Linked DNA regions of Homo sapiens: all the other regions are linked to region 1. A link is an interaction called in ENCODE POLR2A ChIA-PET data of the cell type or tissue named here. Cell type or tissue: MCF 10A. All regions are shown on one strand. Links, peaks and the distances in the headings refer to the core of each region. The heading gives the core; the rest is flanking DNA. Region 1 has its middle 13 kb from the start of ZMIZ2. Region 2 overlaps OGDH (oxoglutarate dehydrogenase). Region 3 overlaps OGDH (oxoglutarate dehydrogenase).

Region 1 (10,571 bases), core at 1,387-9,386:
CCAAAAATACAAAAAAAATGCCAGGTGTGGTGGTCCGTGCCTGTAGTCCCAGCTACTTGGGAGGCTGAGGTGGGAGGATCACTTGAATCTGGGACGTCAAGGCTACAGGGGGCTGAGATCACACCACTGTACTCCACACTGGGTGACAAAGGGAGACACTGTCTCAAAAAAAAAAAAAAAAAAGAAAGAAAGAAAAGAAAGAAAAAGAAAAGAAAACATTCCATTTTTATTTTTATTTATTTATTTATTTTTGAAACGGAGTCTTGCTCTGCCTTCAGGCTGGAGTGCAGTGGTGCAATCTCAGCTCACTGCAACCTCCTCCTCCTGGGTTCAAGCAATTCTCCTGCCTCAGCCTCCCAAGTAGCTGGGACTACAGGCATGTGCCAACACACCCAGCTAATTTTTGTATTTTTAGTAGAGACAGGGTTTTACCATATTGGCCAGGATGATCTCTATCTCTTAACCTTGTGATCTGCCCACGTGAGACTCCCAAAGTGCTGGGATTACAGATGTGAGCCACCGAGCCCAGCCAACATTCCATTTTTAATAGCATCAAAATGAATAAAATGCTTAGGAATAAGTTTATCCAAAAAGTGCAAAACTTACACTCTGAAAACTATAAACTATTGTTAAAGAAATAAAAAAACATCTAAATAAATGGCAAGATATCCCATGTCCATGGATTGGAAGACTTAATATAAATAAGATGACATTACTCCCCAAATTGATCTACAGAGTCAATACAATCCCTACCAAAATCTCAGATTTTTTTTTTGTGGAAATTGACAAGCTGACCCTAAAATTCGTATGAAAATTCAAGGTTTCAGCTGAGCACGGTGGCTCACGCCTGTAATCCCAGCACTTTGGGAGGCTGAGGCAGGTGGATCACGAGGTCAGGAGTTTGAGACCAGACTGGCCAATATGGTGAAACCCCGTCTCTACTGAAAATACAAAAATTAGCCGGGTGTGGTGACACATGCCTGTAGTCCCAGGTACTCAGGAGGCTCAGGCAGAAGAATTGCTTGAACCCAGGAGGCGGAGGTTGGAGATCGTGCCACTGCACTCCAGCCTAGGAAACAGAGCGAGACCCCATCAAAAAAGAGAGAGAGAGAGAAAGAAAGAAAGAAAGTTCAAAATTTGACAAAACTCAACCTCCTTTTATGATAAAAACTCCTAACAAATTAGATATAGAGGTAATGTTCCTCAACACAATAAAGGCCATATAACACAAGCCCACAGCAGCTAAAATCATATTCAACAGTGAAAAGTTAAAAGCTTTTCCTCTAAGATCAGGAAAAAGACAAGGATGCCCACTCTCACAACTTCTTTTTTTTTTTTTTTTGAGACATATTTTCCCTCTTGTTGCACAGGCTGGAGTGCAATGGTGTGATCTCGGTCTCGGCTCACCACGACGTCCACCTCCCAGGTTCAAGCGGTTCTCCTGCCTCAGCCTCCCGAGTAGCTGGGATTACAGGCATGCGCCACCACACCCTGGCTAATTTTGTATTTTTTATTTTTAGTAGAGACTGGGTTTCTCCATGTTGGTCAGGCTGGTCTCAACCCCTGACCTCAGGTGATCCGCCTGCCTCGGCCTCCCAAAGTTCTGGGATTACAAGTGTCAGCCACTGCGCCAGCCCACTCTCACCACTTCTATTCAATATAGTACTGCAAGTCCTACCAGAGCAATTAGGCAAGAAAAAAGAAGTAAAATAGAAAGGAAGAATTTAATGTGTCTTTGTTTGCCGATAACATGAATACCCTAAAGACTTTGAAAAAACCTGTTAGAACTGCTAAACAAATTTAGTAAAGTTTCAAGTGTGCAGGATACTGGCTGGGTGTGGTGGCTCACACCTGTAAACCCAGCACTTTAGGAGGCCGAGGCAGGTGGATCACTTAAGGTCAGGAGTTCAAGACCAGCCTGGCCAACATAGTGAAACCCCGTCTCTACTAAAAATACAAAAATTAGCCGGGCATGGTGACACAATCCTGTAATCCCAGCTACTGAGGAGGCTGAGGCAGAAGAATCGCTTGAACCCAGGAGGTGGAGGTTGCAGTGAGTCGAGATTTTGCCACTGCACTCCAGCCTGGGCAACAGAGTGAGACTCCATCACAAAAAAACAGAATTATAGAAGTAGAGAGTTGAATGGTGGTTACCAGATGCAGGAGGAGGCAGGAGGAGGCAGGAGGTGGTGGATGGGGAAAGGGTTGGTCTAAGGGTACATGCAAAGTTTCAGTTAGGAGAAATAAGTTCTAGTGATCTACTGCATAGCATGGTGACTATAGTTAATAATAATGGATTGTATATTCCAAAATTGCTTAAAGAGTCCATCTTAGATGTTCTTTCCACAAAGAAATAAGTATATGAGGTGACAGATAGGTAGATATATAAGTTAACTTTTTTTCTTTTCTTTTTTTTTTTTGAGACAGAGACTTGCTCTGTCACCCAGGCTGGAGTACAGGGGTGCAATCATATAGAAGCTCACTGCGGCCTCCACTTCCCAGGTTCAAGCGATTCTTATGTCTCAGCCACCTGAGTAGCTGGGATTAAGGCATGCGCCACCACAGCTGACTAATTTTTGTGGGTTTTTTTTTTTTTTTTTGAGACACAGTCTCGCTCTTTCACCCAGGCTGGAGTGCAGTGGCACGATCTCAGCTCACTGCAACCTCTGCCTCCCGGGTTCAAGCCATTCTCCTGCCTCAGCCTCCTGAGTAGCTAAGATTACAGCCATGTGCCACCACGTCCAGCTAATTTTTTTTTTTTTTTTTTGAGAAGGAATCTCACCCTGTTGCCTAGTCTGGAGTGCAGTGGCACGATCTTGGCTTGCTGCAACCTCCACCTCCCGGGTTCAAGCAATTCTCCTGTCTCAGTCTCTGGAGTAGCTGGGACTGCCCACCACCATGCCCAGCTAATTTTTGCATTTTTAGTAGAGACAGGATTTCACCATATTGGTCAGGTTGGTCTCAAACTCCTGACCTCAGGTGATCCACCCACCTTGGCCTCCCAAAGTGCTGGGATTACAGGTGTGAGCCACCACGTCTGGCCAATTTTTGTATTTTTAGTACAGATGGGGTTTCGCCATGTTGGCCAGACTGGCCTTGAACTCCTGACCTCAGGTGATCCACCCGCCTCTGCCTCTCAAAGTGCTAGGATTACAGGTGTGAGCCATAGTGCCCGGCTAATTTTTGTATTTTTAGTAGTGACGGAGTTTTGCCATTTTAGCCAGGCTGGTCTCAAACTCCTGGCCTCAAGTGATTCACCCGCTTTGGCCTCCCAAAGTTCTGGGATTACAGGCATGAGTCACTGCTCCTGACCTAGTTAACTTGATTTAATCATTCCACAGTGTATACATATAATAATACCTTTTACCCTATAATGATATACAATTATTATTTGTCAATTAGACATAAAGTTATAAAAAAATTCAAGTGACCCAGAATAGCCAAAACAACCTTGAAAAAAAGACAGCAAAGTTGGAAAACTCACACTTCCCAATTCCCTTCCCTTCCCTCCCCTCCCTTCCCCTTCCTTCCACTCCCTCTCCCTCCCCTCCCTTCCCCTCCCCTCCCTTCCCATCCTTTCCTCTTCCTTCCCCTTCCCCCTCCACTCCCCTCTCCTCCCTTCCCCTCCCTTACTCTTCCCTCCCCTCACCTTTCCTTTCCCCCTTCCTTTCTCCTTTCCTTGTTTGTTTTGTTTTTACAGACAGGATCTCTCTCCCAAGCTGGAGTGCAGTGGTGCAATTATAGCTCACTGCACCCTCAAACTCCTGAGCTAAAGCAATCCTCCCATTTCAGCCTCCTGAATAGCTAGGGCTACAGGTGCATGCCACCAAGCCCAGCTAATTAACAAAATATATTTTTTGGCTAGGTGTAGTGGCTCACACCTGTAATCCCAGCACTTTGGGAGGCCGAGGATGGCAGATCACCTGAGTTCAGGAGTTCCAGGCCAGCCTGGCCAACGTGGCGAAAGCCTGTCTCTACTAAAAATACAAAAATTAGCCAGGCATGGGGGCGGGAGCCTATAATTCAGCTACTCAGGAGGCTGAGGAGGGAGAATTGCTTGAACCCAGGAGGCAGTGGTTGCAGTGAGCCAAGATCATACCACTGCAATCCAGCCTGGGCAACAAGAGCAAAACTCCATCTCAAAAAAAAAAAAAATTCTTTTGTATAGACAGGATCTTGATGAGTTGCCCATGCTGGTCTTGAACTCTTGGCCTCAAGGGATCCTCAATCCTCAGTCTCCTACAGCACTGGGATTATATGTATGAGCCATGGAACCTGGGCCCCAATTTTAACTTACTACAAAGCTACAGTAATCAGATCAGTGAGGTACCGGCATAAGGAGAGATACATAAATCAATGGAATAGAATTGAAAGTCCAGACATAGGCTGGACGCAGTGGCTCACGCCTGTAATCCTAGCACATTGGGAGGCTGAGGTGGGCAGATCACGAGGTCAGGAGTTCGAGACCAGCCTGACCAACATGGTGAAACCCCGTCTCTACTAAAAATACAAAAATTAGCCAGGCGTGGTGGCGGGCGCCTGTAATTCATGCCACTGCACTCCAGCCTGGGCAACAGAGCAAGACTCCATCTCAAAAAAAAAAAAAAAAAGGAAAAAAAAATAAGTGAAAGGACAATCCACAGAATAGGAGAAAATGTTTACAAATTATATCTGATAAGGGACTTGTGTCCAGAATATACAAAGAATTCCAAGTTGGGAGCAGTGGCGTGTGCCTCTAGTCCCAGCTACTCAGGAGGCTGAGGCAAGAGGATCACTTGAGCCCAGGTGTTAGACACCAGCCTGGGCAACACAGGGAGACCCTCATCCTCTTGAAAAGAAATCCAATTTAAGAACGGGTAAAGGATCTGAATAGTCATTTCTCCAAGGAAGATATACAAATGGCAGTAAGTATGTGAAAAGATTCTCAACATCATGAATCATTAGGGAAATGCCAACGAAAACCACAATGAGATGCCACGTCACACCTACTAGAATGACTAATAAAAAGACACAGGATGTAGAGAAGCTGGAACCCTCATACACTGCTGGTGGGAATGTCAAATAGTACAGCTGCTTTGGAGAACAGGAAGATCATCTGGTAGTTTCTCCAAGTTTAAACATAGAGTTACCATTAAACCCATTAATTCCACTTACAAGTATGTACCCAGAGAAGTGAAAGCATGTCCACACAGAGACTTATACATGAATGTTCATAGCTGCATTATTCATAGTAGCCAAAAAGCTGAAATAACCAAAATGTCCATCAACTCATGAACAGATAAACAGAATGTGGTGTATCCCTATGATGGAATATTATTCAGCAATGAAAAGGAATAAAGTGCTGATACATGCTACAACATGAATAAACCATGAAAGCATTATGCTCAGTGAAAGAAGCCAGATACAAAAGATCACATATTTTATTATTCCGTATATATTAAATGTCCAGAATAGGCAAACCATAGGAACAAAAAGTAGATTATTGGTTGCCAGGGGCTGGGGAGGAGGTAATGCGGAATGACATCTAATGGATATAGGATCTCTTCTGACAGTGATAAAAATGCTCTAAAATTGATTATGTTCATATACATAACACTGTTGAATTGTATACTTTATATAGGTGAATTTTTTTTTTTTTTTGAGATGGCGTCTTGCTCTGTTGCCCAGGCTGGAGGGCAGTGGCGCAATCTCGGCTCACTACAACCTCCACCTTCAGGGTTCAAGCAGTTCTCCTGCCTCAGCCTCCCAAGTAGCTGGGATTACAGGCGTGTGCCACCACACCTAGCTAATTTTTGTATTCTTAGTAGAGACGGGGTTTCATCATGTTGGCCAGGCTGGTCTCGAACTCTTGACCTCGTGATTTGCCCACCTCAGCCTCCCAAAGTGCTGGAATTACAGGCGTGAGCCACCACACCCACCCCAGGTGAATTGTATAAATGTGAATTTATAGCTCGAATAGACTGTTATTAAGAGCAAAAAGAGGCTGATGGTAGTGGCTCACCCTTGTAATCCCAGTGCTCTGGGAGGCAGAGATGGGTGGATCACTTGAGCCCAGGAGTTTGAGACCAGCCTAGGCACACAGGGAGACCCCATCTCCACAAAAAGTACAAAAATTAGCTGGGCATGGTGGCACGTATCTGTAGTCCCAGCTATTTCAGAGGCTGAGGTGGTAGGATCACTTCAACCAGGGAGATTGAGGCTGCAGAGGGCTCTGCGTTCACACCACTGCACTCCAGCCTGGGCTACAAAGAGACCCTGTCTCAAAAAATAAAAATTAAAAAAAAAAAAAGAGAAAGAGCAAAAAGAGAGGGCTGGCAAGGGCTGGAGCAAGGGCAGCATTGATTGGGTGTTGCGAAGTGCTTGGATGTGGCTCAGTAGTGGGTACAGAAGATCAGGGGCCTGGAGTAGGGAGGAGCACCAGAGCAGGCTGAGCCCAGTCCAGAGGCAGCTGGGTGGGGTCCTGGGAAGAGGCACCTGTTGAGGCTCTCTCCCATCACTTTTATGGGCTCAGTGGACTCAGGAGGAAGGTCGTCTGTGAAGAGTGAGCCAAGGAGGTGAGAAATTGTGGTCTGTGTCTGGAAGCGCAGGGTGCATTGACTGGGAAGGAATCAGTCCAACCTGCCAGCACCTAGGGTCCATCTGAGGTCAGGGGTCAGGAAGATCAACTGAAACTAGGCAGCAGGGCCTACACAACCATGGGCTGCTGGTGTCTGGGTATGGACATGGGTGGGGGTTAACAGGGCTTGGAAGGAGACACTTAGAAAATAATACAAATGCTAACTGGAAAACAGGCAACACAACTTCCACCTTAGAATCTCACCTCTGTTAGAGCATTATGCATGTGTGTTGGGAGTTGTGGGGGACTGAGTTCCTCTGGACACTACCCCTTCTCTCCTCCCTGCCCACCTGCACCAACTTAGCCCATGAGAGCTGCTGGCCCACAGGAAGTTCTGGGGTGCAGACCCTGTCAGGTCTTGGGCATAGGAGCCCAGCGGCTAGAAGGGCCCAAAGGCAGCTAGAGGAGAATGGGTTGAAATTTATCCCTCCTGTGACCAGCCAGCAGAGTTTGGGGCATAGCTGATTTTTGTCCTCACTTTGCAGATGTCGGCACCTTGCCTGACTTGGGGTTCAGAAACTCGGCGCGGTGGCTCATGCCTGTAATCCCAGCACTTTGGGAGGCCGAGGCGGGTGGATCATGAGGTCAGGGGTTTGAGACCAGCCTGGCCAAAATGGTGAAACTTCGTCTCTACTAAAAATACAAAAATTAGCCGGGTGTGTGGCACATGCCTGTAGTCCCAGCTACTCAGGAGTCTGAGGCAGAAGAATCGCTTGAACCCAGGAGGCAGAGGTAGCAGTGAGCCTAGACTGTGCCATTGCACTCCAGCCTGGGTGACAGAGCAAGACTCCATCTCAAAAAAAAGAAACTCGGAAGTATCTGAATATGGTGCCCATGGCATGGACATGTCAGCTGGGGCCACAGCCAGGGGCCTGCTGGTCATGGGCAACTGGGAGACAGAGGCAGAGAGAGAAGTGTGGAGGGTCCTTCACAAGACTGTGCCTGTCAGGCTGATGTAGCTCCTGCAAGCTCCCCAAGAATGCCAAGGAGCCAGGGGGAAGTGGCGTGGTGACCCTGGGTGGAGGGAGCATGGATGGTGGAGCTGACCCAGTTCCATCTGTATAAACACATGCAGTGGGGGCCAGTGCTGCTGGAATGTTGTATGTGGAATAGCAGAAGAACATCAATACGCTAAAAGTAGTAGTTTTTTTTTTTCTGGGAGACAGGATTACAGTAAATTTTATTTAATTCTCTTTACTTTAGCTTTCTGTTTTGTTTTTCAGAGACAAGGTCTCACTCTGTTGCCCAGGCAGTGATGCAATCACAGCTCATGGCAGATGACCTCCTGGGCTCAAGCAATCCTCCCACCTCAGCCTCCTGAGTAGCTGGGGCCACAGGCATATGCCACCATGCCTGTGGTGGCTAATTTTTAATTTTTTTGTAGAAATGGGGTCTTGCTATGGTATCCAGGCTGGTCTCGAACTCCTGGGCTACCCATGTCAGCCTCCCAAAGTACTGAGATTACAGGCATGAGCCACAGCACCTGGTCTTACTTTTTTTTTTTTTTTTTTTTTTTTTTGAGACGGAGTTTCCCTCTTGTTGCCCAAGCTGGAGTGCAATGGCGCAATCTTGACTCACTGCAACCTCCACCTCCCAGGTTCAAGCGATTCTCCCACCTCAGCTTCCCGAGTAGCTGGGATTACAAGCACGCGCCACCACCCCTGGCTAATTTTTTGTATTTTGAGTAGAAACAGGATTTTACCATGTTAGCCAGGCTGGTCTCGAACTCCTCACCTCAGGTGATCCACCCGCCTCGGCCTTCCAAACTGCTGGGATTATAGGCGTGAGCCACCGCGCCGAGCCGGTCTTACATATTTTTATGTTTTACAATAAATAGGTATTGTTTTTGTGACAGTCTGGGGCCAGGCCTGTGGTGGAGCCTGGGTGCAGGCTGGACAAGTCCTGGAGTGGGGCATGGGTGGGGCCTGAGGTGGGCTTGGAGTAGGACCTGTGGTAAAGCCTGCGTAGGACCTAGGGTACAGCCTGGGACAGAGCTTCAGAGGAGCCCGGGGTCCTGGTGGACCCTGTGAGGCTATGACTGGCTCAGTGAGCCCTGGCTGCTGCTGTACTCTGAGTGAGGAGCGGCAGGGTGACCAGGCTTTTGGAATCTGTGCTAGGAAGTGAAGGTGGACGGGAGAAGCAGCAGGAGATCAGCTGCAGCCACCACACTGGTCCTAGGCCCAGGTGACAGGACATAGGTGTCTGGTGCCACCTTCACTTCACCCCTCCTGACCTCTGACCCTGCACCGTGGGCATGCACATTAACCCCTGCTCCCCATGTCCAGTGCCCGCTCTTTGACCCTCCCCTCTTCACTACTCTGTGTCGAGATCTCAACTCGCAGGGTGGCCAGCCACCGATTCTTTTTTTTTTTCTGAGGCGGAGTGCGATGGTGAGATCTCGGCTCACTGCAACCTCTGCCTCCCGGGTTCAAGCTATTCTCCTGCCTCAGCCTCCCGAGTAGCTGGGACTACAGGCACGTGCTACCACACCCAGCTAATTTTTGTATTTTTAGTAGAGACGGGGTTTCACCATGTTGCCCAGGATGGTCTCGATCTCTTGACCTCATGATCCGCCCGCCTCGGCCTCCCAAAGTGCTGGGATTACAGGCATGAGCCACCGCACCGGGCAGATTCTCCTAGAACTTTAAGAAGTATGAAAAGGTTGAGCCAGCTAGCAGGAGAGCGAAGGTAAGAAAATTGAATAGGGAATTTGACCAACAGGACCGGGTGGGCCACTTAGAGCCAAAGTTCCAGGACAGCAGAAGCTCTCAGAAGGTAGAGCTATCTGAGCAGATATGAAGAAGCAGAGAGGAAGGCTTTTTCATACATAACTCTGAGAAGATCTCCATGATCCTTGCAGTAAAGAAGACAAAACTATGGCAGGCACCCTGGTGTAAAGTGACCATCCACTCCCACCCGGCTCTGCTGCCTGCTCCAGGGCAAGTCACCCTGCTGGGAAGGCACCAGCACTGTCAGACCAGCCCTGCCCCTTTCTCTCCAGACCTCACCCATGGCAAAGTAGACTCTTATGAAGAGACAGCTGTTGGCAGCTGTCCCACCCCCACCTCTGCTCAGCTGCCCAGTAAGATGGCAGGGAGAATGGCCATAGCCACCCAGCCTGTTTTCAGCTCTCTCCCCCGCCACATCTGCTCAAGTCACCATTTCAACAATGTGATTTTAGACATCTGCAGCCTCTCTACCCACTGTTAAACAAATTTCAGCACATTTAGTTTAGTTTAAAAATCAAATTCGGCTGGGCACAGTGGCTCACGCCTGTAATCCCAACACTTTGGGAGGCAGAGGCAGGAGGATCACTTGAGGTCAGGAGTTCAAGACCAGCCTGGCCAACATGGTGAAACCCCGTCTCTACTAAAAATACAAAATCCGCTGGGCATGGTGGTGAACACCTGTAGTCTCAGCTACTTGGGAGGCCGAAGCAGGAGAATAGCTTGAACCCGGGAAGCAGAGGTTGCAGTGAGCCGAGATCACACCATTGCACTACAGCCTGGGCAACAAGAGTGAAACTCCGTCTCAAAAATAAATAAATAAATAAATAAATAAATAAATAAATAAATAAAGATTTTAAAAAGTGTTTTATTGAGACAGAGTCTCGCTCTGTTGCCTAGGCTGGAGTGCGTGGTGCAATTTCGGTTCACTGCAACCTCTACCTCCTGGGTTTAAGCGATTCTCCTGCCTCAGCCTCCCAAGGAGCTGGGATTACAGGCACGCACCACCATGCCTGGCTAATTTTTGTATTTTTAGTAGAGACGGGGTTTCACTATGTTGCCCAGGCTGGTCTCAAACTCCTGGCCTCAAGTGATCCACCCACCTCGACCTCCCAAAGTGCTGGGATTACAGGCATGAGCCACTGTGCCCAGCTAATTTTGTATTTTTAGTAGAGACGGGGTTTCACCATGTTGGTCAGGTTGGTCTCTGACCTCAGGTGATCCACCCA
Region 2 (10,308 bases), core at 1-8,000, 57 kb before region 1:
GCAAATGTCATCAGGAAGGAGCTGGAACAGATCTTCTGTCAATTCGATTCAAAGCTGGAGGCAGCTGATGAGGTGAGGCACCTGCATAGAGACACATCCAGCATAGCCCCAACTTACACAAGACCCCTGGCTCCACTTCTTTCTTAGAATGACTTACGGGGGGTTGGTTCTTCTGTACCATTTGTGATTTGCCTTCCTTGTTGGGAGAATTTTAGTGTTGGGACAAAGGTGGCCAGTGGCCCACCTCCTGGTCAGAGGTCCAGCAGCCCCACTCTGAGTGCAGGGGTGTGTCCCCTCTGGCTGAGGGACGTTCTCCTTATGCCCTGGATGGGAATGATCCTGGGAAAAGGCCTCCATATCCTTCTGCGTTGGGTTCCTGGGAGTAGAAATCCCATATAAGGCTGGGCATGGTGGCTCACATCCGTAACCCCAACACTTTGGGAGGCTGAGGCAGGCGGATCACGTGAGGTCGAGAGTTTGAGACCAGCCTGACCAACATGGAGAAACCCCATCTCTACTAAAAATACAAAATTAGCCGGGCGTGGTGGCGCATGCCTGTAATCCCAGCTACTCGGGAGGCTGAGGCAGGAGAATCGCTTGAACCCAGAAAGTGGAGGTTGCAGTGAGCCGAGATCGCGCCATTGCACTCCAACCTGGGCAACAAGAGCGAAACTCCATCTCAAAAAAAAAAAAAAAATTCCCGTATAAAAGGGCTCTTTTGGAGACTGAGCATCTCCTTGGCCAGGGTGCAAATTCACTGTTTACCCCATCAGGGCTCCGGAGATGTGAAGTACCACCTGGGCATGTATCACCGCAGGATCAATCGTGTCACCGACAGGAACATTACCTTGTCCTTGGTGGCCAACCCTTCCCACCTTGAGGCCGCTGACCCCGTGGTGATGGGCAAGACCAAAGCCGAACAGTTTTACTGTGGCGACACTGAAGGGAAAAAGGTAAGGCCCAGAGAGAGGCGTGCAAGGCAGATCGTCAAGGCCCCATGTTCCAGCATGGAGTTCCGCTCACCAACATAACCCAGAGCCCTGGGTGCATCTAGACTTTAAAAAAATATTTAAAGTCGGCCGGGCGCAGTGTCTCACGCCTGTAATCCCAGCACTTTGGGAGGCCGAGGTGGGCAGATCACCTGAGTTCGGGAGTTGGAGACCAGCCTGACCAACATGGAGAAACTCCATCTCTACTAAAAATACAAAATTAGCTGGGCGTGGTGGCGCGCGCCTGTAATCCCAGCTACTCAGGAGGCTGAGGCAGGAGAATCGCTTGAACCCGGGAGGTGGAGGTTGCAGTGAGCCGAGATTACGCCATTGCACTCCAGCCTGGGCCAACAAGAGCGAAACTCTGTCTCAAAGAAAAAAATAAATAAATAAAAAATATATGTATATGTATGTATGTGTGTGTGTGTGTATATATATATATATATATATATATATTTAAAATCAACTTTTAAAGAATAGCAATAGTAAAACAGTCCTGCTTACAGTGTTCCTTTTCCTGAAGTTGTAATTGTCAGAACTATGTGGGAAGTTTGCTTTTGTCTTCACCAAATCTGTTAAGGAGCCAGGTTGCAGTTATTCTGAATGGACAGAGATGTTTTCACTGAAAAGGAGGGGAGTCTGAGAGTCTCTGTAAGGAAAAAGTGTAGGTGAGCCTGAAGGAGAAATTGTAGAACTGAGACTTGTCAGGAGAGTCATGCTTGCTGTGATTAGAGGCGGGAGTTCACGGGCTGGTAGGAGACGGAGGAGGGCACAGACTGCAGGCAGGTGGGGTCCTGCTTCACCATTTCTGGTCATGTGACTGAGTGTTGGGGGTTGACTCGCCTGCCTGCTTGTGTAGAAATAGTCTCAACAGATTGTAACAATTTGCCCTTATTTAACTTCAAGATAGAATCTTGTCTGACAAATTTTATATTTCCTATTAATGATGACCTAAAAACCAAATAATCAGAAAAAAAATCAAATATTTGTAATGTCTTATGTATGGGTTCTGGGAAACATATAAAGAAGGCATCACCACTTTTCTCTCCAGAGCCTCCTGTTCTTTTTAGAAAAAAGGTCGTGTGTAAAGAAGCAAATAGCACATACACGGCATGATAGGAAACTGGAGTTAGCCGTGAAGAGCTTTGGAAGAGGTGTGCAGGGGTGTGGGCTAGAGTTGGACCAAGGATAGAAGGCACACCCCTTAGTAGCAGAGCAGGTAGTTGTCATTTTATTTGAGAAGTGGCAGGATTTAGGGAGGTGGGAAGGGAAGAATGTTTTCTGGAGATGAAAGGTAAGAGCAAAGATGTAGGGGGAATTGGGGACACAGAGCAGGGAGGGGCCGGCCTCCTAGTTGTGCCCTGGAAAGAAGTCAGGTCTATGTTAGAAGTGGAACCAATTGGCCAGGTGCGGTGGCTCACGCCTGTAATCCCAGCACTTTGGGAGGCTGAGGCGGGTGGATCACCTGAGGTCAGGAGTTCGAGACCATCCTGGCTAACACAGTGAAACCCCATCTCTACTAAAAATACAAAAAAAAAATTAGCCGGGCATGGTGGCACACGCCTGTAGTCTCAGCTACTCAGGAGGCTGAGGCAGGAGAATTGCTTGAACCTGGGAGGCGGAGGTTGCAGTGAGCTGAGATCACGCCACTGCACTCCAGCCTGGGTGACAGAGGGAGACTCCTTCTCAAAGGAAAAAAAAAAAAAAAAGAAGTGGAACCAATTATTACTTTACCAGGCTCTATAATTTTAAATACTGTAAATCTACTACTGTCATGCTTACAGTGTTAGAGGAAGGGAAACTGTCATCATAGGTAATGGAGCCTGGGCTGGGGAAGTGATTCCCGCATCGATCAATGCTCACTGTAAAGAACGAGTATGACCCACAGGGACGCAGAGGTCATTCCATGGCTTCAAGCTCATGGGCCAGGACAGTGCCACAGAAACTTCAACTAGATGCAAAGAGGCCTTAGCTCTGGGGAACCTGCAGCCCCCGCAGGCAGTAACAACACTGGGTGTCTGGGATGGCCTGGGCTAAGGTGAGATCGGCATGGGGAGATCAGCATTGTGATGACCAGTGCCTCTGGTATTTGCACCCTCCTTGGCTAGGACACTCGCCCAGGCATTTGGGCTGAGTAGTGGAATGAGATTACCGAAAACTTTGGGTGATTCCCACATTCATAGATTGTGGACAGAAATCCACTCTAGCAGTACTCACCTCATAATGCTGGAAATTTCCCAAAAAGGAATGAAATCATTAGAGTAAAAGCAATAGAGTATATTTTAAACTGCTACAGATGGTCACACTGATTGGTCCCTTCATGAGATGCCAGGACAGGAGAGGCTGGTTAGTCCCTGATTTGCTCATAAGTCTGCATGCAGCTGAGTCCGAACTGTCAGTCCCTTTGTTTTCCAGTCTACACAAACCTTGTTGTCACAAGTTTGCCCTTGCCCCAATGTGGATAGCTGCCAGGCCCTCTTTCTGAGCCTCCTCGTCACCTTGCCTCAAGCCCTCACATGTCCCCAGCAGGGTCAGTGTGGGGTCATTGCAGGCTCAGCCATCTGCCTGTTCTTCTTACTCCTCTTGACACCCATAGGACATGATTTGATTTCTATTAAATCCAGAAACTCAGGGAGCTGGAGTGTGTGTTATGTAACTCTCAGCATTTTTCGTGAAGAATTACATACTTTCTGTAAGTGCAGCTGAGGTCATCCCATAACCTCATGCATGATTGTGAAACAGACCTGATTTGGCTCAGTGCTAATATGGCCTTTGGGATCTTTGTTCATGAAAGCATTTCCTCAGTGCAGCAATGCAACCTGCTGCAAAGGGAGAACCCGCTCCTGCCAGAGGTATGGCTCAGGCTGCCAGACACAAGGAGATTCCCCATGTGTCCTGGCTGTGATTTCAGCAGACAGTTACCACAGTGCAGTATGGCATGGTAGTCGCAGTACAACATCACCAGGATGATCAAGAGCAAATACCATGACAAGAGGAAGACTGACTACAGGTGCCCTGTCAGCAGAAGACAGACTGGACAGAAAAGTATCTGCGGGAAGAAACAACACACTATCGGGATCAGGAAAGCATGAAATGTCAGTGACTCAAAACCAATGGCTTTTACACTCAGGCAGCCTGGGCATCGTAGCAAAGCTGCACACCTCCAAGGGGGCCCCGTAAGCAAACCAGATCCTTACGTCCACATGCTGCTATCCTAGTGAGCACCTGCCACATCCACCAAAAGGCAGGACACCTGCAGTTCTGTTTTTAAAAATTCTAGGTTTTGTCCCTGACACACAAATCATGGGTCTTAACCAAGGATGACTCAGCACAGCGCTGAGGACCAGGGTAATCACAAGAACTCAGGGAGGTGCAGGTCAGTAGGCCCGTAGGCTGAGGACACAGCAGGAGAGGGTGTGTTGTATATCACCTTGGCTAGCCACAGCGTCCAGGTTTTTTTTGCTAAACACCCATCTAGATGGCATTTTGTAAAGATAAGATTAACGTTTAAACCAGTAGATTTTGAGTAAAGTAGAAGACCTTGCACAATGTGAGTGGGTTTCATCCAGTCAGTTCAAGGCCTTCGAGAAAAAACTGAGGTTCCCAGAAAAGAAGGAATTCTGCCTCCAGACAGCCTTCACACTTAAGCTGCAACATCAGCTCTGCTGTGGGTCTCCAGCCTGCCAGCCCGCCCTGCAGACTTTGCACTTGCCAGCCTGATTCCTTAAAAACCCATCTTTCTCGGCCAGGCACGATGACTCATGCCTGTAATCCCAGCACTTTGGGAGGCTGAGGCAAGAGGAGTGCTTGAACCCAGGAGTTTGAGACCAGCATGACCAACATGGTGAAACCTCGTGTCTACAAAAAAATGCCAAAATTAGCCAGGCATGGTGGCATGTACTTGTATTCCCTGCTACTTGTGTGACTGAGGTGGGAAAATCACTTGAGCTTGGGAGGCAGAGGTTGCAGTGAGCTGAGATCGTGCCACTGCACTCCAGCCTGGGTGAAAGAGTGAGACCCTGCCTCAAAAAAAAAGAAAAAGAAGAAAAGAAAGAAAGAAAATCATTCTCTCTCTCCCTCTTCCTCTTCACCCTCTCAGTTCTGTCTCTCTGGAGAGCTCTGACTAATACAAGGGTTTTAAAGAGGTATAGGCTGTGTATCCAAGGAGTAGAGGTGGTGGGCTTACATGATTGTGGCATTGGGGACACTGAGCAAATGAGTAAACATATCAAAGGCAGTGAGGATGGAGTGTCTTGCAGTTGTAGGAGATATTTATAGGTGTGGAAGGAGGTGGCCTAGAAAGTGTTGGATTAAAATTTGGAGGTATCAATACAAACTCATAGTTTTATTGCATACACACACACACACACACACACACACACACACACAGAAATAGCCATGTATATGTGCGCCTGCATATGCACACATGTATTTTTTAGATGTATGCGGAATGGGCCTAGAAATGATGATATCCTGGCAGTGATGAGCACACAAATACTGGTCTTAAATCCCATCCTCTACTGGAGGAAGCTGGCTTCTTAGAGAAACAGCTGATATTGTCCAGGGCTGGACAGGGACAGTACAACATGGAAGCTACAATGTTCTGTTGGTCAGGAAGCAAGGAGGTGCTCATGAATGAAAGAGACCTGTCCCTGTTCACAGGAAAGGGAGGCAGCTGGACAGAGCTGCTCTCCCTATCAACCTGGAACAGTGTGAGCATTAAAATAACTAACAATATTAATGCAACCTGTCGAATAAAATAGGAACCATGAGTACATACTAACACGAGTAAATAAACAAGGGAGAAGGGAAAGCTCTTCCTTGCAGAGAATGCCAACTAATAAATTTAGGAGTAATCGAAACTGGTGTTTGCCATCCATCAACCACCCAAGGGGCTGGTTCAGACGCAGTTGTCAATACTGCTGAGGCTGGGGTGGAGGTTTGAGGAGGAACAGGATGTAAAGTTTCTTCTCACAAAATACTACCACTATACTCATTGCCAAGGAAAACAATGGTGAGTGAAAGGGAGGATAGCAGACAGCAGCCTCCCAGGTGAGCAGAGTTAACCTGACCTGATGCAGTATGTCCTTCCCAAGTGGGGACCCAAGGTCTGTCAAGGGTGCAAAGACAAGAAGGATGAGGAGCTGCTCCTGGTTGGAGGAGCCAAAGAGACCTGGCAAGTGATGCTGCCCTCCCATGTGGGGTCTGGGGCCAATGGCTAAGCTAGTGCTGCCCTCCCGGAACAGAGGGTCCGGGTAGTCATGTTGGAGAGTGTCCTAGCAATGCATCAGGTCTACAGCTCTTTCAGTGCTGAGAACAGATGATGATGGCAGGGTGTGTTGGTGTTGAGCAGATATACCAAGGTGCTAGCATGTTGGGGATTTGGGGCCCTGTGGACTTTCCTGCTACTTTCTATGTTTGAAATTATCTCAAAACGTTATTTTTTGAAAAACAAATGATGCATTTCCTCTGTTTACCTTGTGGACTTGGCAATCAGAACATTCTGGATTTGGGGTCTCCTTTGGTGTTTACAGGTCATGTCCATCCTGTTGCATGGGGATGCTGCATTTGCTGGCCAGGGCATTGTGTACGAGACCTTCCACCTCAGCGACCTGCCATCCTACACAACTCATGGCACCGTGCACGTGGTCGTCAACAACCAGGTACCTCACACCAGCCTGCGGCTTTGCTGCTCACATCAGTCTTACTTAGAATGACATCTCTGAGTCATTTAGGACGTTCACTGTTTTCTGATTATAAAAATACATCTGTTATTAAAAACCAGGTGCAGTGGCTCACGCCTGTAATCGTAGCACTTTGGGAAGCCAAGGCAGGAGGATTGCTTCAGCCCATGAGTTTGAGACCAGTCTGGGCAATATAGTGAGACCCCCTTTCTCTGCAAAAAAATTGAAAAATTAGCACTGGGTGGCCGGGTGCAGTGGCTCAGTCCTGTAATCCCAGCACTTTGGGAGGCCGAGGCAGGTGGATCACCTGAGGTCAGGAGTTCAAGCCTGGCCAATGTGGTGAAACCCCGTCTCTGCTAAAAATACAAAATTAGCCATGGGATCACATGCCTGTGATCCCAGCTGCTTGGAAGGCTGAGGCAGGAGAATTGCTTGAACCCGAGAGGTGAAGGTTACAGTGAGCCAAGATTGCGCCATTGCATTCCAGCCTGGACAACAAGAGCGAAACTCCATTTCAAAAAAAAAAAAGAAAAGAAAAAAAGTTAGCACCGGGCATGGTGGCCCACAAATGTAATCCCAGCACTTTGGGAGGCCAAGGTGGGCAGATCACTTGAGGCCAGGAGTTCGAGACCAGCCTGGCCAACATGGAGAAACCTCATCTCTACTAAAAATACAAAGCTACCTGCTTGGTGGCGCGCACTTGTAATCCCAGCTGCTTGGGAGGCTGAGGCACAAGAATCACTTGAAACCCTTGAGGCGGAGGTTACCGTGAGCCAAGATCACACCACTAAGCCTGGGCGACAGAGCAGGAGTCTGTCTAAAAAAAAAATTAAAAAAATTAGGCATGGTGGTGCATGCCTGTGGTCCTAGCTACTTGGGGGTTTGAGATAGGAGGATCACTTGAACCTGGGAGGTCGAGGCTGCAGTGAGCCATGATTATGCCACTGCACTCTAGTCTGGGCAACAGAGTGAGACCCTGTCTTGAAAAAAATAAATAGGCTGGGCGTGGTGGCTCACACCTGTAATCCCAGCACTTTGGGCGGCCGAGGCAGACGGATCATGAGGTCAAGAGATCGAGACCATCCTGGCTACCACAGTGAAACCCCGTCTCTACTAAAAATACAAAAAAATTAGGCGGGTGTGGTGGCGGGCACCTATAGTCCCAGCTACTTGGGAGGCTGAGGCAGGAGAATGGCGTGAACCCGGGAGGTGGAGCTCACAGTGAGCTGAGATCACGCCACTGCACTCCAGCCTGGATGACAGAGCAAGACTCTGTCTCAAAATAAATAAGTAAATAAATAAATAAAAAAGAAAAAAATAGATTTTAATACATTATTTTTAAGATGGCATTATTGTTTTAGATTTTTGTTTGTTTGTTTGAGACCAGTCTTGCCCCATAGCTCACGCTGGAGTGTAGGGGCATGATGATAGCTCATTGCAGCCTTGAACTCATGGACTCAAGCATCTTCCTGCCTCAGCCTCCCGAGTAGCAAGGACTATAGACGTGCACCACCACTCCTGACTAATTTTTTTTTATTTTGTGTAGAGGCGGGATGTCACTCTGTTACCGAGGCTGCTCTTGAACTCCTGGCTTCAAGTGATCCTCCCATCTTGGTCTCCCAAAGCACTGGGATTGTAGGTGTGATCCACCATGCCCGACAAGAATATTTTCTTCTGGTTCCACAGGCATACAGATGGCCTGTGCATGGGGACGTTCTCTTTCTTTAAGAAACTGGGTTCCATGTACACAGCTTTATATCCACTCTTATTTACCACATATTTGCTCATATCATTACGTACCCTTTTAAAATAATTTTAATAGAAATATCTTATAACTTGTTTCATAAAATGGACTCTTAGGATTCTCATTTTTTATTTTCAGTAAGGCTGTGATGAACATTCTCATGAATATTTCTGCACAGGCCTGATACATATCACCTGTTAGATTCTTCCACCAGCCGTAGCTAAGGGTTCCCCTCATCGATGCGTGTGAAGTTTCCATAACAGATATTCTAGTGCCTTTTAACTCTAGGCACTCTCCTAGGTACCAGGCAGAGCACCGGTGTGCTCCCTATCATCACAGACCTTATAGTTTAGTGCAGGGTCAGGGGGCTCATAGACAGTGCCATGAAGTGGGTGTGGGAGGTGTTCTGCAAGATACTGGGTTAGTCAGCAGACAAGTCACTGAGGATTTGACATTTAAATGGAAACTTCAAGGTCAGGTAGGCAAATATTGGGGAGCATCAGATCAAGTCAGGAGAGAGGTCCTAGTGTCTGAAGGAGTGGACAAGGCCATCGCAGCTCATCGTTAGTGCAAGAGAGAACTGCCATCAGCCAGCGCCTGAGGAAAGCTCCCAATGGCATTGGGAGGCCATTGGAGAGACTGACGCAAGGAAGTGATGAGATACTGGTTGGTTATAAAGATGATTTGTTATAGTTTAGAATTGATTAGAGGAGGACAGAGAAACACATGCAGCTGTCTCAGCAAGAAGTAGAGAGAGGGAAAAATTTAAATTTAAATAAGTAAATATGCTCACTAAGTAGCAAATACTAAAGAGCTCAAAATTTAAGAGGTCAAATACTAAGAGAGGGTAAGAACATTATCCAGTGCAAATATAACACACAATATGGTAAAAGCTACCACTTACTGCCTACTGTGTCCCAGATGCTGAATTAGGTACTTTATGTATATTAACTTAATTTGTAGGGTAGTTACCCATGCAGTGAGTGGTACTATTCCCATTTTACAGAAGTGAAAATTGAGGAGCAGAGAGATTGAATAGCTTACTAGAGGAAATGATAAGAGTCAGTATTTGATCTGCTTTCTTTGAAAGAATAGTGTTAGAAAACCTGAAAAGTTCCCTGTACCAAGGGAACAGAGATGTCTAAAAAAAACCAACCTCACTACTGAACTGAGTTTTTTTCTATTTTTTTTTTTGAAACAGAGTCTTGCTCTGTCACCCAGGCTGGAGTGCAGTGGCGTGATCTTGGCTCACTGCAACCTCCACCTCCCAGGTTCAAGCGATTCTCCTGTCTGTCTCCCAAGTAGCTGGGATTACAGGCACGTGCCACCACACCTGGCTAATTTTTGTATTTTTAGTAGAGATGGGATTTCACCATATTGGTCAGGGTGGTCATGAACTCCTGACCTCATGATCCGCCTGCTTCAGCCTCCTAAAGTGCTGGGATTACAGGCATGAGCCACCGCTCCTGGCCTTTTTTCTGTTTTTTTACTAGGGTAAAATATACATAAAATTTACATTGTTAACTATTTTTAAGTGAACAGTTTAGTGGTATTAAATACATTCATAATATTGTGCAACCATCACCACCACCCATCTCCAAAACTGTTTCGTCTCCAACAGAAATTCCATACCCATTCAACATGAACTCCGAGTCCTTGCTTCCCTGACCCCCAGCCCCTGGCAACTATCCACTCTACTTTCTGTCTCTATGATTTTGAGTACTCTAAGGACTTCATATAAATGGAATCATAGTATTTGTCTTTTTGTGCCTGGGCTATTTCACTTAGCAGAATGTCCTCAAGGTCCATCCACGTTATAGCATGTGTTAGAGTTTCCTACCTTTTTAAGGCTGAATAATATTCCACTCTATAAGTAAAATATATCACATTT
Region 3 (10,571 bases), core at 1,246-9,245, 81 kb before region 1:
TCGAACAGGAGAGGAGCAGATGAAGTGACTGACTTCTCCCTCTCCTTCCAGAACCTGCATTGTCCCAGCTCTTTGTCCCAACTGTGCACGTTAGTATAACCAGGGGAGCTCTAAAGCTCTCCTCTCTTCCCCTTCAGACTAATATCAAGAGGGGCCACACCTAGGTAAACCCAACCCAGCATAGTCTTTTAAGGGTGAGAAACCCTAAGCACTGTCAACATACGCACTAATTTCCCATCTCATTAGTGGCCGAGGCAGGGCCAGAATCTGGGAATCTCTTCCCAGGCCATCACAAGGTCTTACCATATATTTCACTCTGGAATAGTGTCCTCAGTATTTCTGTGAGGTTTGTGGTTCCAGATTCAGCAACAACATCATGGTGAGGGTGAGAGGACAAGAGGACTTTATAAACCAAGAAACTAAAACATACAGAAGTGGCCCTAAAGCTTCCTGAAATCCTTTGAGGAGGAAAACTTCTGACATCTCTGGCCAGGAGCCCTTTGGAACCACTGAGAGAGAGAGTCAGGGAGTAGTCTCCACGTTTCAAGAGGAAGGTGCATTTTAATCCTGTGGATTTGAAATAGTGTGACCTAAAAATCCCACTAGTCTTCAGGTACAAAAAATGGAAACCGCGTAAACTTGTTAAAACATTTGTATCTGTAGGAAAATTGGTCTCGAACTCTCACCCTTGATGTATGCAGGTCTTCAAGAAAACAGCAGGTCAGATGTGACCGCTAGACAGTTTGTAGAACACTTCAAGACCCGTCGTCTCATTTGAACCTCAGAGAGCCGGGACTCTGGAGCCACACTCCCTGCATTGGAATCCCAGCCCACTATTACTAGCTGTGTGACCTTGGGCTAGTTGCTTAACCTCTCTGTGCCTCATCACCTCATCTGTAAGGCAGGGGTGATGGTACCTACCTCCTCAGGTGGTTTCAAAATTGAATAAACTCCTTAAAGTAGTGCCTTGACCTTAACTATGCTCCAAGTGGGCTTACTAGCAATCTTTTGAGATGAGTAGCTGCCAAACTCTCTGATAATAAGATAAATTCAGAAACTGAGAGGTCAAGCAAAAAGACCAGGAACACACAGGAGTTAGTGGTGAAGACTGCCCTGTAGCCAAATTATAAGGAAGCAGCGTAGCATCTAGTGCAGGAGTTTGCAAACTAAGAAGTGAGGACTCTGTATGGGGGATGTTTGGGGCCCAGGAGAACTGTTTGCCAGCTTAGGAATGAGGCAGTAGAAGGGGATAGGCTGAATGGCAACCTGGTGACCTGACCAGTGTGTAGACGGGTCAGGGACTGTTGTGTAGTGGTGTACTGTGTCACATGACTATTTCCCCAGAGCTAGGATTCTTGCCATGCCTCCGCTTAGCCGCCCTTCCCACCTCCCTGTGGATGCAGGCACAGTTTCTCCCTCTCCTTGGGGAAACAGGCTCACAGCAGTGATCATACCCATGTTGGAACATAGCCTTTGGTGCTTCCGTCAGAGCTTGTTCTGTCTTTTGTTGGAAAAGCTCCAGGTAGGGGGCAGTGATGGAGGGCAGGAGCCGTTGGCAAAGCCATTCATTCTCAAAGGGCACTGATGATGCTGCCCTGAAAACAGTCTGCCAGCTGAGCACCTGGGTGGTTGGCCAGTTTGGTCTGCAGTGCAAGCAGGGAATTCTGTCCACTCTGAGTTTTTTAATAAAGTGGAATATATGCTATAGTTTCCACTGAGTTGACCTTTTATGACCATTTTTGAAAAGTTTGGGAAATCCTGGCTTAGGGCACCTGTCTTCACTTCTCAGAAATTCTCCTGGTCCCTGAAGTAATAAGGAAAGATAATTAACAAGTAGACTCTTACCAGTTAGGAGAGACTGTACAGACACAGAACTCCACAGTAGCGCCAGAGTGTCAGGATTTACCATCAGATGTTATGGACACACTCTTGCCCTCAGTTTTATCTTTCAAGTGTAGCATGACAGAACTTGTTATGAATACAGTAAAAAATATTGTTGAGATGGTAGGGCCAGTGGTTTATTATTATTATTATTTGAGATGGAATTTTGCTCTTTTGCCCAGGCTGGAGTGCAATGGCACCATCTCGGCTCACTGCACTCTCCGCCTCCCGGGTTCAAGTGATTCTCCTGCCTCAACCTCCTGAGTAGCTGGGATTACAGGCACCCATCATCATGTCCAGCTAATTTTTGTATTTTTAGTAGGGACCATGTTTCACCATGTTGCCAGGCTGATCTCGTACGCCTGACCTCAGGTGATCCACCTGCCTTGGCCTCCCAAAGTGCTGGGATTACAGGCATGAGCCACCACACCCAGCCTAATTAAATTTCTAAAATTTAAGTAGAGACAGGGTTTCACCACGTTGCCCAGGCTGTTCTCAAACTCCTCTGAGCTCAAGCACTCCACCTGCCTCCGCCTCCCAAAGTGCTGGGATTACAGGAGTGAGCCACCGTGCCCAGCCTAGTGATTATTTTCATTAACAATTTTTAAAATTAATTTTAGAACAGTTTCTCAATTATGTGTGAATTATGTTCCGTAATTGTGCCAGGTGATGGCTGGAACAGAGATAAGTTTTTTTTTTTTGAGATGGAGTTTCGCTCTTGTTGCCCAGGCTGGAGTGCAATGGCACGACCTCATTTCACTGCAATCTCCGCCTCCCGGGTTCAAGCAATTCTCCTGCCTCAGCCTCCCAAGTAGCTGGGATTACAGGCACCCACCACCATGCCCAGCTAATTTTTTGTATTTTTAGTAGAGACCGGGTTTCACCATATTGGCCAGGCTGGTCTTGAACTCCTGACCTCAGGTGATGCCCTCGCCTCAGCCTCCCAAAGTGCTGGGATTACATGTGTGAGCTACCGCACCTGGCCAGAGATAACTTTTTAATGAAGTGTTAAAGTTAGGGGCCAGTTTCCAGGTAAATCTCCAGATGCCCATCTTAATTTGTGCCAGGCTATACTATAAACCTCATTTCCCTGGGGAAAGAGGGTTGAGAGTTCCAACATGAGATACTTTATTTTTTTATTTTATTTTATTTTTAAAATAGAGACAGGGTCTTATTATGTTGCCCAGGCTCGTCTCAGACTCCTGGGCTCAAGCAACCCTCCTGCCTTGGCCTTTCAGAGTGCTAGAATTACAGCAGTGAGCCACCGCGCCCAGCTGACATGTATTAAATACACATTTCTCTTCACTCACATTCCATAGTGAGGTTCCTTGACAGCAAATTTGCAGATCTGGAGAATGAGGCACCAACCTCATGTTATAATATCCCTGAATGGATCCAGTCAGAGTGGGAGGTAGTGGCAGCCCAACGTCTTCTGGTAGGAGGGCTCCTAGGGAGTCTTTTTCCACTGGCTCTTGAAGAAGGGTCATCAGTTGGGGTACCACGGTAGATATGGGTGTATATTGCAAAACACTAGAACCAGAGTATTATCAATGGAAAGGTCTAGACAGTGAGGCCCACTCATTTGCCTAATTAGAAACAGTTAGAAACTCCTGCTTAATTAGAAATTCTTGCCCTCAGTTTTTTCTTGCTGTTGTTTGGTTTTTTTTAATTATTATTTTTGTTTTTTGAGACAGAGTCTTACTCTGTCGCCCAGGCTGGAGTGCAGTGGTGCAATGTCAGCTCACTGCAACCTCCACCTCCAGGTTCAAGTGATTCTCGTGCCTCAGCCTCTCAAGTAGCCAGGATTACAGATGTGCACCACCATGCCCGGCTAATTTTTGTATTTTTAGTAGAGAAGGGGTTTCACTGTGTTGGTCAGGCTGGCCTTGAACTCCTGGCCTCAAGTGAGTCGCCCGTCTCGGACTCCCAAAGTGTTGGGATTACAGAGGTGAGCCACTGCGCCTGGCCCAATTTTATCTTTCAAGTGTAGCATTCGAATTAGTTTCCCACTTAAAAATGCCACTGTCTGTGGTTTCGGTATAAATTCTGAGTATAACTTTTCACAGTGACAAAAATGATTGAGATGTACTTTACTGGGTTTTTTGTTGTTGTTTTGTTTTTTGAGACAGTCTCTTTCTGTAGCCCAGGCTGGAATGCAGTGGCACGATCTCGACTCACTGCAACCTCTCCTTCCAGATTCAACCAATTCTCCTGCCTTAGCCTCCTGAGTAGCTGAGACTACAGGCATGCGCCACCACACCAGGCTAATTTTTGTATTTTTAGTAGAGACAGGGTTTTACCATGTTGGCCAGGCTGGTCTCGAACTCCTGACCTCATGTAATCCACCTGCCTAGGCCTCACAAAGTGCTGGGATTACAGGCGTGAGCCACTGTGCCTGGCCTAATTAAATTTGTTTTTTTTTATTTTTATTTTATTTTATTTTTTTTTGAGACGGAGTCTCGCTCTGTTGCCCAGGCTGGAGTGCAGTGGCAGGATCTCAGCTCACTGCAACCTCTGCCTCCCAGGTTCAAGCAATCCTCCTGCTTCAGCCTCCCACATAACTGGGATTACAAGCATGTGCCACTATGCCTGGTTAATTTTTGTATTTTTAGTAGAGACGGTGTTTCACCATGTTGTCCAGCCTGGTCTCAAACTCCTGAGCTCAAGTGATCCACCTGCTTTGGTCTCCCAAAGTGCTGGGATTATAGGCATGAGCCACCACGCTCCGTGAGATGTACTTTAATGTGAGATTTAAACATAATTAAAAGAGAATTAAAAACCAATTGTATAAATAAATGGGAAGAAAGTGTGAAACTTCTCTCCCATTTACCATTGATGTTTACAAATTGCTAATACCATTTTAGGAAATGAACGTGAGTTAAATAGTTAAAAAGTCAATTTAAAAGTTGAAAAATGTGGCAAAATGTCAACTACTTAGTTCTTGCCTTTCTCTGACAACCTGCTGTCATTAACAGCACAGCGAGTCATGACAAAGTTTCCACATATCCTCCTGACCTTCCAGGGCTCTCCGGTTTGTTCCTTTGATGGCTGAGAAAAATAAGCTAAAAATAGAGTTGACGTTTAATTAGCTTTTGTAATTTCAGAGTGATATAGAGCAGTTCATTTAGTAAGCATTGATTGCTATGTGCAGCGTGCTGTGTGCCACAGATAACCGAGGAGCTGGAGACGAGGTTTCCTAAGTGACTCGGGAGGGCGGGGCCAAGCTAAGAACATAACCAGGGTGGTTGAAGCCATGGGCGATATGGTCACCCTCAAGGAGAATGAAGCTGGCCAAGCAGACATCTGACATTTGAGAAGATTCTTTGACTGGAGATACCCAGAAACTGGTAAACCGAGTCCCCTAGTTCCCAGCGTCACATTCCTGCTTCTGTGCTTCACTTGGAAGTACTGTGGCCAAATCTCCATCCGCTCCCTCTCTCCTCCCTCACAGCACCTGCACTCTTCAAGAAGTAATTTACAATGCTTCAAAGCACTCAGGTGTTGGAAAATCTGTGTGCTTTCTGTAAATTGTGACAACCAGAATATCTTCTATTGTTCTCTTAACTCTCCTCTTCTTTGGTTTGTGTCTTTTGTTTGCCTTTTATTTTAAAAATATAAAAAAGTACAGATAAAAGAGCATTCACATACTCAGTACTAAGAATGTAAACATTTTACCACATTGCCTTTAGATTTTTAAAAATGGGTATGAGTATTTAAGGTTCCTTTCGAGGCCCTCCCCTGTGTAGATCCTTACCTGGAGTCTCCAGGGTAGCTAACATACACCTCACTTATGGCATCTTGACATGGTCTCATGTCTTGGTTTTGAAGATTGAAGGAGAAAATTTAAGATTCTTCATCCTTGCCTTAAGCAAAATATCGACATTTAGATATTCTGTTGTCTTAAGAGCCACTTGGCTCTGAGTTCTTCAGTGGTTGTTGTTCCCTGGGGGAAGGAGACAGTGTGGCTTGCCCAGGACTGGAGACTAGCCCCTGTCACAGCCCTAGGAAGCAGGCCTGTTTCTTGGGGTCTGAGTCTGACTTCAAAGGAAGCACTTGCTGGCCTTTCTCTGCACTCCCAGTACAGGGAGCATACCCAGTGACAGCACTCTGAGTGCTCAACCATCAGCTTCTCTGTGTGCCTGTGTTACTGCCTACCTTCCTGACCCCATCCCCCAGGCCCACAAGCCCAGACAGTAAGGGTCAGGAGCATGTTTTGTGTATCCAAATAAATGCCTTGATTTCACCAGTGGCTCAGAAAGCTGTTATGTATAGTAGAAATCCGATGAAAAGTTTACAGGTAGAAGGAAGTGTACAGCTGTGGAGATGCAGCTGTGGCTCTTGGGTTGTTTTCAGCTAGCAAGCACTTCTTTCCTAGTTTGCCTTCTTGAAATGGGAGATCAAGGAATCCTTCCATTCTTTAGAATTCTTCAAAATCTTACGGTTTAGAGTAGTCTGCCACCTGAATCTAGTGCTGAGAAATATCTGCTCTAAAAATTAGGCTTTTTCATTTTCTTTTCCTCAATTTTCATCTCAAAGTAGTGACTTCCCAGGAAAGTGCTGTTATCCGCCACTTCTTGAAGCTAAGGAGATGAGGAGCTCTCAAATGACGCTGCCTGATGGCTTTCCATCGTCAGGGTGCTAACCTCCCCTCCTTCTGATTCACCTTATTCCAGCTGTTCTATGAATCATTTCCATGTTTAATAAAATTGACCCCCTGACCATGTAACCCACCCACTTCTCCCTTGATGTGTGTGTGTGTCCCTGTGATGGTGTCTGTGCTACCTGTTACTGTGGTAATGGTGTAGGGTTTTGGTGTTTGGGTCTTTTTTAAACTAACTCTCACCTGTCTTTTTCCTTCTGCGCTCACCCATGATACCCCACTCTGCCTCTCAGATCTTGCAGTTTTCAAGGAACGACTTCGAATGCTAACAGTAGGAGGTATGAAAATAATGAGCTTTTCACCTTTTCAGAGTTGAGGACTTCATTTGAATAGGATGTGCAACTTTTCCTAGCATGCAATATGGGGAAAGTTGACGCAACTTCTGTCACGTGTTTTTAAGTTTGTTAATTGTTCTGAAATGTGTTTTTCCCTTCCTTTAATTATTAACCAATAAGTAGAGCTACTTATATGGTATCGTTTTGTTTCTGTTCATTTGTGTTTCAAAGAGCACTTTTCATCTTCACGTGTGCTTCATCGCTTCACTGTGAGCTGCCATCTTCAGCATAATTCACCTTTAGCTGCTGCCATAGCCAGCTGGGCACATGAAGCCATGTTCAGCTCTGCATGGTGGCTTGTCCTGTCCTCCACATTCTGTGCTGAGGCTTTGACTGGACTCTGGATTCTTCCAGATTCTGCTTCCTGGGCATTTTGGGCAAGATTTCCAAAATGTTTTATGTTTGAAGGCCAACTGAAGTATTAATAAAAACTTACTGAGAACTCTTAGTGACCCTCGGTTGGGCAAAACACATTTGAGGAATCCAGAGTCGAAATGCTGGGGGATCATCAGCCTGTTGTCATCCACCCTGGTGGCCAGTCTCTTCTTTACACTCTGGCTTCTCTAAGCAGTTATCTTTTTTATCATCCTTCTAATATCTGTGAAACTCTACTTTTTAATTACACTTTTAATTTTGAGATTATTATAGATCCATATGCACTTGTGACAAATAACAGTTCTGTGCCCTTTGGCCAGCTTCCCCAGTGGTAACATCTTGAAAAGCTATAGTACAACATCACACCACTACACTAAATTGATAAAGTAAGACTCTAGACATCCATCACCACGAGGATTCCTCCTGTTGCCCTTTTATGACCATATCTACTTCCCTCCCATCCCAGCCACTACTTGTATTCCCTGGCAACCACTATTTTGTTCTCCATTTCTGAAATTGTCATTTCAGGAATATTATAAATGTAGAATCACAGTATGTAACCTTTGGGGATTGGCATTTTTCAATCAGCATAATTTTCTTAGAGATTCATGCAGGTTGTTGGTGTGAATCAATAGTTTGTTCCTTTTTATTGCTGAGTAGTATTCCATGGTGTGGATGTACTATGATTGTTTTTAACCATTCACCTGTTGAAGGACCTCTTCATTGGAATGGATTGTTTCCATTCTTTGGCTAATAGGATCTTTTGCAGAGCAGAAGTTTTTAATCTTTTTTCCCCCTCGTTTCCTACCTCAGCTTCTATGCCCTAAGTTTTTAAGCTTGATGACATCCAGTTTATTAATTTTCCTTTTATGGATTGTGCTTTTGGTATGAAGTCTAAGAACTCTTTCCTTAGCCCTAGATCCCCAAAATGTTCTCCTATACATTTTTCTAAAGGTTTTATAGTTTTGTGTTTTACATATAAATCTATCATCCATTTTGTGTAAATTTCTGTATAAGACGTTTAGATCAAGATTCTTTTATTGTTCATTTTATATTTTTGTGTGTAGATGTCCAGTTGTTCTGGTGCCATTAGCTGAAAACTCTGTCTTTCCTTCATTGAATTGCTTTTGTACTTTTGCCAAAAATCAGTTGGACTTATTGGTGTGGGTCTATATCTGGATTTTCAGTTATTTTCCTTTGTGTGTCTGTTTTTCCATCGATACCACAGTGTCTTGATTACTGTAGCTACTAAACTTTATTTTTCATTTACAAAATTGTTTTAACTATTCAAGGGCCTTTTCCTTCTCCATATAAATTTGAGGATAAGCATATCTATGTCTACATATACCTTACTGCCATTTTGATAGGAATTGGCTTAAACCTATAGATCCATTTAGGGAGAAAATACATTTTTACCATGTTGTCTTCCAATCCATGCACATAGTATGTCTCCTCATTTATTTGGATCACTGATTTTTTTAATCAGCTTTTTGTAGTTTTCAGCATATACATTGTGTATATGTTTTGTTATATTTACACTTAACTATTATTTTCTTTTTTAACCTTGGTGTCCACATATTCATTGGTAGTATATAGAAATATAATTGATTTTAGTGTTTATGTTGCATTCTGAGATCCCGATGAACTCATTCTAGGGCTTTTTTTTTTTTTTTGTAGATTCCTTAGGATTTTCTATATAGACAGTCATGTCATCTGAAAATAGGAAGTTATTTCATCCTTCCCAATCTGTGTGCCTTTTATTTCCTTTTCTTGCCTTATTACAGTAGCTACAACTTTTAGCACCGTACTGAATAAGAGAGGTAAGAGTGGATAGCCTTATGCCCTGTTCCTGATCTAAGGGTAAAAGCACTGAGTCTTTCATCATTAAGTATAATGTTAACTGTAGATTTTTTGTAAATGCTCTTTATCAAGCTGAGGAAGTTCCTCTGTATTCATATTTTTTCTGATAGTTTTAATTATGAATGTATATTGAATTTTGTCAGATGTTTTTCCTGCATTGATATGATCTTGTGATTTATTATTATTATTATTATTTTTTGAGACTGATTCTTGCTCTGTCACCCAGTCTGGAGTGCAGTGGTGCAATCTCAGCTCACTGCAACCTCCACCTCCCAGGTTCAAGCAATTCTCCCACCTCAGCCTCCCAAGTAGCAGGGGGCTACCAGTGTGCACCACCACGCCCAGCTAATTTTTCTACTTTTAGTAGAGGTGGGGGTTTCACCATGTTGGCTAGGCTGGTCTAGAACTCCCGACCTCAGGTGATCTGCCCACCTCACCCTCCCAAAGTTCTGGGATTACAGACATGAGCCACCACCCCCGGCCGATTTTTATTCTTTAATGTAGATGATTTAATGCTAATGTCGTGGTAGACGATTTAATGCTAATGTCGTGGATTGTATTGATTGAGTTTTGATTATTCAACCAGCCTTGGATTAGTGGAATAAACACCATTTGATCATGGTATATAATTCTCTTTATATGTCTTTGTATCTGTCTCTTTATATATTTTGCATCCATATTGATGAGGGATATTGGTCATTTTCTTTTTTTGTACTATCTTTGCTTTTGGTATCAGGGTAATTCTGGCTTCATAAAATGAATTGAGAAGTGTTTCTCCTATTTTCCAAAAGACAGTAAATAGAATTGGTGTTAACTCTTCTTCAAATACTTTATAGAATTTTCCAGCAAAATCATTTGGGCTTAGAGGTTAGTTTTTCACAAGGTTTTTATTTATTAATTAGATTTCCTTATTAGCCATAGGGCTTTTCTAATTATCTGTTTCATATTGGGTGAGTAATGGTAGTTTGTGTTCTTCTAGAAGTGGTTTATTTCATCTAAGTTGTCAAATGTGTGTAGTGTTATTTATAGTATTCCCTTATTTTTGATAGTCATTTTTTAAATTTCTTTTTCAACTTCAAGAAAAGGAACAGAATCTTCTTGATATTTGAAGGGTCTGTATTGATATCCTGTTTCATTCCTGATATTGGTCATTTGTGTCCTCTTTTTATTTGTCAGTCTTGTAAGAGATTTGTCGATGTTACTAATCTTTTCAAAGAACCAGTTACTTGTTTCATTGGTTTTTTTCTGTTGTTTTGCTGTTTTCAATTTCATTGATTTCTGCTCTTTATTGTTTCCTTACTTCTGCTTATTGGCTTTTGGCTTCTTTGTTGTTTTTCCCTCTTTTCTAGGAATGGGAACTTAGATTATTGATTAGAGACTGTCCCTCTTTTCTGATGTATTTACTACTATAAATGTTTCTCTCAGTACTGGTTTAGCTGTCCTACAAAGTTTGATATGTT

What was found. Peaks named below come from ENCODE experiments on the same cell type or tissue, not always from the same donor. Only the 100,000 strongest peaks of a DNase experiment are listed, where the experiment ranks them.
Region 2: POLR2A ChIA-PET joins it to region 1 with 5 read pairs; 3 of 35 experiments call an interaction of 5 or more read pairs at or near these places.
Region 3: POLR2A ChIA-PET joins it to region 1 with 5 read pairs; 6 of 35 experiments call an interaction of 5 or more read pairs at or near these places.

Annotation. Positions count from the first base shown.
Region 1 is chr7:44,730,637-44,741,207 of GRCh38, forward strand. No RefSeq gene overlaps it. Among named protein-coding and RNA genes, the nearest start is that of ZMIZ2, 13 kb to the right of the region's middle. RefSeq lists enhancers at 7,801-7,880, 7,931-8,010. In MCF 10A, for the core only: no CTCF peak of the experiment used is centred there; DNase peaks (open chromatin) are centred at 3,285 and 4,985.
Region 2 is chr7:44,675,197-44,685,504 of GRCh38, forward strand. OGDH (oxoglutarate dehydrogenase) reads left to right here. Exons shown (of 23, transcript NM_002541.4): 8 at 1-72; 9 at 774-953; 10 at 6,524-6,652. Among named protein-coding and RNA genes, the nearest start is that of ZMIZ2, 68 kb to the right of the region's middle. RefSeq lists a silencer at 2,950-3,163. In MCF 10A, for the core only: no CTCF peak of the experiment used is centred there; DNase peaks (open chromatin) are centred at 3,735, 4,325 and 4,735.
Region 3 is chr7:44,649,544-44,660,114 of GRCh38, forward strand. All of the region lies in intron 4 of OGDH (oxoglutarate dehydrogenase), which reads left to right. Among named protein-coding and RNA genes, the nearest start is that of OGDH, 48 kb to the left of the region's middle. In MCF 10A, for the core only: no CTCF peak of the experiment used is centred there; no DNase peak of the experiment used is centred there.